Linked DNA regions of Homo sapiens: region 2 is linked to region 1. A link is an interaction called in ENCODE POLR2A ChIA-PET data of the cell type or tissue named here. Cell type or tissue: MCF 10A. All regions are shown on one strand.

The links. Peaks named below come from ENCODE experiments on the same cell type or tissue, not always from the same donor. Only the 100,000 strongest peaks of a DNase experiment are listed, where the experiment ranks them.
Region 2: POLR2A ChIA-PET joins it to region 1 with 5 read pairs; 1 of 35 experiments calls an interaction of 5 or more read pairs at or near these places.

The regions. Positions count from the first base shown.
Region 1 is chr1:13,946,578-13,951,577 of GRCh38, reverse strand. It overlaps a transcript of KAZN not described here. Among named protein-coding and RNA genes, the nearest start is that of PRDM2, 250 kb to the right of the region's middle. RefSeq lists a silencer at 4,520-4,752. In MCF 10A, a CTCF peak has its summit at 818; DNase peaks (open chromatin) are centred at 2,317 and 2,597.
Region 2 is chr1:13,721,752-13,726,751 of GRCh38, reverse strand. The region is part of intron 2 of PRDM2 (PR/SET domain 2); the gene reads right to left. Among named protein-coding and RNA genes, the nearest start is that of PRDM2, 24 kb to the right of the region's middle. In MCF 10A, a CTCF peak has its summit at 713 (motif pointing right); DNase peaks (open chromatin) are centred at 731 and 2,771.

The sequences.
Region 1 (5,000 bases):
ATATTCAGCAAGACATAACAACACCCTACAGTGTGTAAGACCACGTGAGTCATCTCCAAACCAGAACCCTTTTGAGAATAAAGGGGACATTAGTAATAATTCTTCTGGGATGACAGGCATACTTTGGGGCCATCCTGAGCTCACCAGGAAGTGTGGTCCCCGAACCATGAGCCAGGCATGGGTCTAAGTGCTTTGCGTGGACTAGCTCATCTTATCCTCATCTACCCTTATCCCCATTTCACAGATGGGAAAGTCAAGCCACACAGCTGTGAAGTGGTAGATCCAGATCCAGGATTTGAACTTGGATAGGCTAACTCCAGGTCCCATGTCCCTTACCACACTATGCCTTGCTGCCTCTCCGGGAGCCAGGATGTTCACTCAAACATGCTGACCCCCAACACTGTGCACTGGGCACACCCACAGTGTCTCCTCTCTAAAGTCTTTGCTCAAAGAATCTCTACCTGACAATGCAATGGTATCGCCTGCAAATTCCAAATCCTTAATACAGGGCTGGGTATTAGCCAAAGAAAAAAGGCTGAAAGGAAGAGGAATCCCATGGACTCCAGGCAGGGTCATTTCCCAACAAGACCAGAAACATCCCGTTCTATCTTCTCCTTTGACAGTTTCCCGAGAACTGCAACACTATCACATCTTTTGGGAAGGCGATTCCTTCCTTTGTATACCTATTTAACACACAGTACTGGATAGACGACCTTGCCCCTGAAACGCCCCAAGAGGCAGCCAGTGGGAACTGCATCCTTGAACCCCCTTGACCTCTAGCTGCCCTGTGGGCTCAGTCAATGGGAGGCACATAGAGAAGTCAAAGAATGAGTGGCTGATGAGGTTGGGGTATTCGTTCCTCTGCTCTCTCCAGGCCGCAGCTCCTTCTAGGCAGCCCTTCCCTCTCCTGGTCTGCTCAGGCCTGAGGGTTATAATAACTCCTGCAGTCCGACGCTGCCTTTGTAAGCTGTATCTTTACTAAAAATCCCAATTTGAACACATCAACTACTACCTGCCAGATGCTGTTTCCTGATAGTCTAGTAAGGAAGCCCACAAGCAAGTAGATAACTCAGACAACTCATTCAAAAAATATTTTGAACATGAACTATTTGCCAGGCAGTACACTGAACGCTGGGGATATACAATAAGGAGAAACAGACACAGTCCTTGTCCTCATGGAGCTGACAGTCTGATAGGAGAGACCATCAAATCCCAGAAATGGGTACAAAAGGACAGCTGGAAGTGCTCTGTGGGGGCAATGTGGGATGCCAGAAGAGGTGACCTGGAAGGGCACTGGCCTGGCCAGGGAGGTCTGGAAGGCATAAGGGACACCAAGGAAGCATTGTGCAGGACCATCGGAGGAGGCGGGGACAGAGAAAAACCTGGGCACCCAATGACAAAGGCCAAGAGGGAGGAAGTGCAGCCCAAACAAAGCAGCAGGTGCATGAAGCAAAGGAAGAGGCCTGGGAGGGAGCAAGGCTCAGGGAGCAGGCTCAGCCCTGGGGTGTGGGGATGTGTTGGAAGAGGGGGCTGCAGAGCAAGGCAGGGGCGGGATCTGGAAGGCCCCTACCCACCATTCCAAGGCCTTTCAATCTTACTCGGACCCAGTGTCTCCAAATCTTAGCCATGAAGTTCCTCCTCACATCAAACTCAGTCTTATAGTCAACAGTTGCAGTGGGAATCCTCCCAGGTCCAAACTGGATGGTGTCTCGGCTGTGTTTTGAGCAGCAGCTTCCCCGTTACCTTTGACCTTAGAGGATGGATGTTGAGAATGGGGCTTTGGGGTCTGCCTGTCTGGGTTTAGATTCTGTCACACATTTGCCAGCTGGCTCAGCCTTGGGAAAGACAACTTCTAGCTGACCCAGATTACTTCTCCATCATAAGGTATATTCATATGGATAATAGGAGACCTTTTTGAATGTGATGAAGTTCAAGGAGTGCTAAGGACGCTGCTTGGCACAGAAAAAGGGCTCAGTAAAGTGTGAGCTGTTATGATCGCCATTATGGAACCCCATAGACATGGAAAAAAATCTCACCCTAAAAACACCTCGTCACACAGAGATGCTCACGGAAAGTCATGCAGAGGTTATTAAATATCTGATAAGGACCGCTGTCTGATATTGAGAAGCCTTATCATTTTTTAAGCCCTGAACAATCTAATTAGTGGTTGCTTTCAAAGCCAGTCAACCCTAAGTCTCCCCTGCTGCCTCTTAAACAGGAGGTATTTCTGCTGGCCCAGGCCCCTGCAGAAATTGTCTCCAAGTACAAGAGCTCATGGGATGTTCTTGGGAATGATTCAGTAACAAAACGCCACTTTGTGCCAGCAGATGTTTTGCAATAATTAAGTGTGGTCCCTGAACATAAAAATCAGAGCTGCTGAAAATAAAAATCTTGAGAGTAACTGCAATTTCTGGGACAGCTGCTCCCTCTGGGTACAGAGGAGAGGGGAAATGATGTTCTTACCAGAATGCTGGCTGGAAAGAATAATAGATTAGATCCAGAAAACCTGGGTTTGAGTTCTGTTTTACTCAGCATTTATCAGCGTATTTATTGAACACAGAGTACATGCTGGATGCTGGGTACGTCAGAGAGGCGATGCTGGGACATCTGAGTCATGCATCTTGAGTCCAGTCACGATTTTGCCTCTTGCTACCCGAGTGACCTTAGCCAAGTTACTTAGCTCTCTAAGCCTCCATTTTCATGTCTGTAACATGGGAAGGGGCCTAGGGCAGAACCTTGAGCCATATTTTCATTCCTGAAAATAACAGCAAAACAGGAGCCAGCAATACTTCTGAGGAGAAGCTTCCAGAGATACAGAATGAAAACCAGGAGATGGTGGACTGAGCATCATTGCAACAGGAAAAAGATTGTTTGCAGAAAAAAAAGAACGGTTCATGGCCACAAAGAGGTCTTGGGGGTAAGGCTCAAGAAGCCAACACTGGATCTCAAAACAGGAAGGTTCCATCCTGCAGAAGCCTCTCCACTGCCCCCTTTCCCCACACCAGATGTGTATGAGTCCGTTCTCACACTGCTATGAAGAAATACCAGAGACTGGGTAATTTACACCGAAAAGAGGTTTAATTGACACAGTTCTTCATGGCTGGGGAGGCCTCAGGAAACTGACAATCATGGCAGAAGGCATCTCTTCATAGGGTGGCAGGAGAGAGAATGAGTGCCCCGCGAAGGGGGAAGCCCCTTATAAAACCATCAGATCTTGTGAGAACTTGATCACTATCAGGGGAACAGCATAGGGAAAACCGCCCCCATGATTCAATTATCTCCACCTGGTCCTGCCCTTGACACGTGGGGATCATTACAATTCAAGGTGAGATTTGGGTGGGAACACAGAGCCAAACCATATGAAGGTGGTTCAGCAGCCTGACGTTTCCAGAATCCTTCACTCTTTCTCTTCTATACCTGTAGTAGGATGAAATAGAACCATACCAAGAAATCAGTTCTTAACCCCTGGAATCTGTGACTGTTACCTCAAATGAAAAAGCAGTCTTTGCCATTAAGGATCTTGAGATGGGAAAGATTATCCTGAATTATCTGAGTGGGCCCTTGGTATGAGCTAAACTGTATCCCCCCAAAATTCATATGTTGACATCCTAACCCCAGAAATTGCTGACCAGGGAAAGAATACAGAAAAGCTAACTCAGAGTGCGACTGTGTTTGGAGATAAGGTCTTTAAAGAGGTCATTGAAATGAGGTCCTGAGGATGGGCTCTGATCCAACATGACTGGTGTCCTTATAAGAAGAGATTAGGACACAGGCACACACAGACGGAAGATCACGTGAAGATACAGGGAGAAGACGGCTGTCTACAGCCAAGGAGAACGGACTCAGAAAAGACTAACACCGCTGACACCTTGACCTGAGACTTCCAGCCTCCAAAACTGTGAGACGATAAATTTCTGTTGTTTAAGCCCCCAGTCTGAAGTATTTGTTACGGCAGCCAGGGCAGACTAATACAGCCCTAAGGGCAATCACAAGTGCCCTGACAAGAGGGAGGCAGAGGGAGACTTGACACAGACACACTGCAGATGAGGAAGCAATGTCACTGATATGGTTTGGCTCTGCGTCCCCACCCAAATCTCATCTCAAATTGTAATCCCCATAATCCCCACATGCCCAGGTGTCAAGGAAGGGACCAGGTGGGAGGTGATTGGATCACGGGGGCGGTTTCCCCCATGCTGTTCTCATGAGTGAGAACATGCATCTTGAGTCCACTCACGATTTTGCCTCTTGCTACCCGAGTGACCCTAGGCAAGCTGCTGAGTGAGTTCCCGTAAGAGCTGATGGCTTTAGAAGGCAGTTTTCCCTGCTCTTGCTCATTATCTCTCACCTGCTCCCATGCAAGATGTGCCTTCTTCCCCTTCTGCCATGATCGTGAGTTTCCTGAGGCTTCCCCAGCCCTGAGGAACTGTGTGTCAATTAAACCTCTTTCCTTTATGAATTACCAAGTCTCAGGCACTTCTTTATAGCAGTGTGAAAACAGACTAATACAGTGACCATGGGGGCAGAGATCAGAGGGATGCAGTCACAGGTCAGGGAATGGGACAGCCACCAGAAGCTGGAAGAGGCAAGGAACGGATTCTCCCCCCAAGCCTCCAGAGAGAATGCAGCCCCACTGATACCTTAATTTTGGACATCCGGCTTCCAGAACCATGAAAGAATGCATTTCTGTTGTTGTAAGCCACTAAGTTTGTGGTCATTCGTAACAGCAGCCACACACATGAAAATACACTACCTAATATTAAAATATGAGGCATCATTTACAGGGCTCAGGTGCAGTGCTAGGAAGTAGGGTTACGGAGTAACACAGATAAAGACAGTGTCAGGTGACCTCAGGATCATAATACCTTAGCCATCTAGCATCTTTGACACACATTACAGGGCACAAGCAGGTGATCATGACCCTTTTGGAATATTAGTTCAACAAGTGTTTCTTAAGGATCCCAAGGATTGTCCTAGGTACTGGAGCAGGGGACAGTTGTGAA
Region 2 (5,000 bases), 220 kb after region 1:
TACAGTCTTTAAACATGTATCAATGAACAGATCTGGAACAGTATGTATTAAATTTAACATGTTAAATTTAAGTCAATTTAATGTCATTTAGTTATTAACTATTAATTGATCTCATTAATTCGATGTTTCCAACTTCCTACCTCAAACTCAAAGAAAGTCACTACCCGCTTCTCTTCCCCCAATTAATCGCCAAAGCGTCTCTCCTTCATTCAGCCCATCCGTCAGTCATTAACACATACTCCCTGAGTGTCTGCTCAGAGCTAGCACCATGCTAGGACCCCCTCCTCATGAAGCCCACTGGCTAGAGGAAGAACTTCTCTGTTCCTGCTCCCTGAGACAAGAAACCTTGGACAGATTTTGATTCACGAGTTTTGACCTTGCTGGGGAGCCTCTGAAGGGCCCTTCTACTGCTTTCCTGATACATTTTCTCTGACCCAGGATGACCTTTCCATGCTGGACGGGGTGAGGAGCTTAGGGAATATAACATTTATTCCATCCTCTGAGCCAAGATCTGTGCTAAGCACTTTACATGCATTACCTCATTTAATCATCACAACAGTAACAATCACAACTAACACAGATGGAGCGTTCAAGATGTGTCAGATACAACTGTGAGCACTTATCACCTCATTTAATCTGCACACTACCAATTGCTATAGGCACTTCTATGATCTCCACGTTACAGATGAAACTAAACTTTGCCCATAGTCCCAGCCAGCAGGTGGCAGAGCTAGGTAATTTCAATCCAGACAATCTCGCTTCAGGGTCTGGATTCTCAAATACTATGCCACAGAGCAGCCCTGCTGAGTAACTTTCCCAAGCTACATAGTTTTGAAGTAGTGGAGCCAAGATAAAATCCAGACAGATTCCAGAGTCTACATTCTAACCACCAACCCAGTGGGGTCTCATACCTCACAGTCCGTGGACACCTGAGAATTCCCTTTCTGGGGCCCACAAGGTCAGAGCTATTGCTATAACAACACTAAGATGTTGTCTGCCTTTTTCACTCTCAGATGTGTAGAGTGGAGTTTTCTGGAGGCTATCATGTGTGAAAATGTCATCATTCTGGTGGCTTATGAAATGTGTGATTGTTTAATCTTATGTTTTAAATTTTTCTGATTTATGAATAAGGCCTGTAGTCTAACTAGCATTATTATACCAAATCAATTTCCTAGCTTTCATATTGTACTAAAGCTTTGTAAGATGTTACTGCTAGAAAAGGCTGGGTAAAGAGTACACAGGACTTGGGCCGGGCGCAGTGGCTCATGCCTGTAATCCCAGCACTTTGGGAGGCCGAGGCAGGCAGATCACTTGAGGTCAGGAGTTCAAGACCAACCTGGCCAACATGGTAAAAACCTATCTCTACTAAAAAAACAAAAACTAGCTGGGCGTGGTGGCGCACACCTGTAATCCCAGCTACTCAGGAGGCTAAGGCAGGTGAATCACTTGAACCCGGGAGGCGGAAGTTGCAGTGAGCCGAGGTTATGCCACTGCACTCCAGCCCGGGGGATAGAGCAAGACTCCTTCTCAAAAATAAATAGAGTACATAGGACTCTCTACACTATTCTTATAACTTCATGTGGATCTATAACTATTTCAAAATACTTTGTTATAATTTCCAATATGGTAAACATCCATAGATACAACAAACATCATCAAAAAGCTCAAGCTGCTACTGCACTAAGACCGCCTCCAGTCTTCCATCGTACCTCCCCTCTCAGGGCTAAGAAGACAGGACCGACTCCTAGAGACCAAACCTACAAGAGTGGAGGGAGGCAGGGGGGCTTAATCCAAACATTCATGTCCTACGTTCTCCCCTTCCTGGGCACCTCCCCCACTTCCTGAGTACAACTGTTAACATTAAAAACTACAAGCGTTACAACTATAAGCTTTCTCCCCTCTTCCTCCTCCTTCCTTTTTCTCCCTTTATGCCCTGCAATATCTTTTTCTTCCATACTTTGTTTTATACATTTTCCCTTAAAAATAAGCCATGAACTTTGGGAGGTTGAGATGGGTGGATCACGAGGTCAGGAGATCGAGACCATCCTGGCCAACATGGTGAAACCCCGTCTCTACTAAAAATACAAAAATTAGCTGAGTATGGTGGTGCCTGCCTGTAGTCTCAGCTACTCGGGAGGCTGAGGCAGGAGAATCGCTTGAACCTGAGAGGCGGAGGTTGCAGTGAGCCGAGATCGTGCCACTGCACTCCAGCCTGGGGACAGAGTGAGCCTGTCTCAAAAAAAAAAAAAAAAAAGCCATGAAAAGGAATTTCTATAACTTTCTACATCAATGTACATGTGAAAAGAGTGTGAGCAGTGTCAAGTATGCAAAGTTAGGGACAAAACATGGCTGTGACATTTGCTTTCCCCAAACAGGCACAAGAGTCTTTATCATTTGAAGGGTTTCACTGCTAATCTCTAAAGGAGAAAAAGCAAAATATACCAGAATAAACTGAGATAAGTTGCAATGGCTTCAGAGTATTAATAAACACAACAACTTACTGTCAATGCCCGTTTAGGCTCCTGCAGGGAATGGAGAAAAAAGCAGAAGAAAAGTTCCCAATACTTTAAACCCCAGGGTGGTGAAGCTGAGACCCCAGCAAGGTGAGGTTACCAAAAGGGGCCAATTTGCATTTGTATTCCAGGCCTGGGCTCTACCCAGAGAACACTTTAGCCTCCTAGAAGCTAGTCCCCACTATCCTAACCTAGTAGGATTTCCCCTATGGCTCTGTTACAACACTCTCCACAACTTGCAACAGTGTGCCCTGTGTATTGTGAAAGCCCTTCCTGGTTGGCTTGGTTAATCACCTCTCCAGAGAGGCAAGTTTAGGGCTGTAGACAGGCAGGCTGTGCTTACTCGCCTCGATACAGCCTGGCACAGAGTGCCCAGCTCAGAGCAGTGGTCACTGCGAACGGGCAAACAAATGCCTGGCAATCAACTGCCCAGAGGTCTGGGCACAGAGAGATGGCTGTAAGAGCAGTACAGCCCCAGCTGGCCATGGAGTCCATGGAAGTGGATGAGAATCCTCGATGGAAAGCAGAGGAGAGAACAGCCGAAAACAAAGCCCTCAGAATGCCCTTATCAAAGAATGAAACGGAAGAAGAAGCACAGCAAATGAGTCCCAGTCCTAGAAGTCATCGCAGAGCCAAAGAGGCACCAAGCACATGGCATCACCAAAGCTGGGGAAGACTCCAGGAAGTGAGGGTGGTCAACAGAGCCAAACCCTGCTGCTGATCCTTCAAAATCTGTCACGTCCAATTCCTTTCTCCAGTTCCCATTGCCACTGACATCTTCCAACCTGAAGTTATTCAGGAATCTCCAATCATCCTGCACATATTAGCAGCAAGTGTCCATGTGCTGGAGCAGCGCTACCTGGGGAACGCAGCAACCAAGAGAAGGGGCAGGTCCTGCCCACCTGCACCCCAAGCTAATGTGGCAGACTAGGGGTGTTCAACGTCTCAGTGACCTAAAGAGTGATGTAGGAGAGATAAGGAGGGGACAGTGCAGTGCTTTAGTTAGGATGGCAGGGGGAGGCCTCTCAGAGAAGATGTCACACAGGGACTTGGACTTGAGAGATGAAAATGAGTCATGTATTAAGAACTGAGCAGTCCAGGCAAACATGCCAAGGAGAGAAGGGGCCTGGGCTGTTCAGGAATAAAAAGAGGCCACCGCGGCTGCACCAGAATAGAGACGGGAAGAAAGCAGAGGCAGCCACCACTGGAACATGCAAAACCAAGGCAGGGCAAAGAGCTGGACTCAATTCAGAGAGCGGTGGGATGACACAAGAGGGTTTGGGCAGGAGAGTGACGAGATGGGGTGAGGCTTTCTGGCATCTAGGCTACTCTACATTCAACTTCTCTGAACCTTTTGTCTTCTTGAATAAGCAGTCTACAAAGTATCTGATTCAAAACGCTTTTTAAACTTTCTAAATAAAATCTAGTCATTGGTCTGCTGGCTTTAGAGACTGTCAACGTTCAAGAGAAGCAAAGAAAATAAGTCACCTGAGGGCTCATCCCCTCCTCTTGTCCAGAAGATTCTAATACAGAATGGGAATGGGTGAGGGTGGGGACAGGGGATTGGTAAGCAGGAGAAGGAGCTTTCTACTGCCTCCCACTGAGGCTGTTACTGGTGAGACTGAGTTTTAACTTCTCAAACTATCTTCATCCAAAGCAACAAACTGTGGGCTACAGCCTTTCATCTCAGATGGGGTTTGTTCGGTCTACCCATGGATTTAAAAAAAAAAATTCTATTGGAAGAAATCACAGAAAAATCCCCATTTTACTCTTACAGGTCATCCCTGGCCCCTACAGGCATCTGGGTTCCTGGCACACCCTCTGGCCCCTCCTACCCTCACCACATTAGGTCCCCTTGCTACTCTGGGCCTTTCTCAATTTAGACTTTCACCTGGCCCTCAATTCTTCTGACGATCAATATCCTCCACATCCTTCCAGGTCAAGTTCAAATCCCAGCTCCTCCACGAAAACATTCCCAACAACTCGCAACGACCGCTGGCTTTTCTGATTTCCCAGATGGTGAGCTGCATGTTCTGTAAGGCCTATGGAGAATGGTCCCATAGGGAGGAAAACGTTGGCGAGGAAATCAATCAGGAGCTTTCTGTAATAGCCCAGAGAAGGGATGTTTGGGTCTGAATTCAAGCAGTAATAGTAATTAAACTATTTTACAGGACAGAATCAGGACATGGTTACCGGCTGAAAAATAACAGTAATAAATAATAATTTACGGTGTTTCCTATGTCAGGCACTAGCCTAAGGGCTTTACATCTATAAACTCATTTACTATTGACTGCAACCACACGGGGTAGGCACCATTACTGTCCCCATTTAACAGATAAGAAAGTGAACACAAATAAGCCGAGGACTTGCCCAAGGTCACACAGCTGGAATGACATTGCCAGAACTGACCAAGGAGAGTGAGTTAGAGGGCATCAAAGGAGAGGCAGAGAAAAACAGTCCCACAGCTTTTTTCTCTGCCGAAGTGTT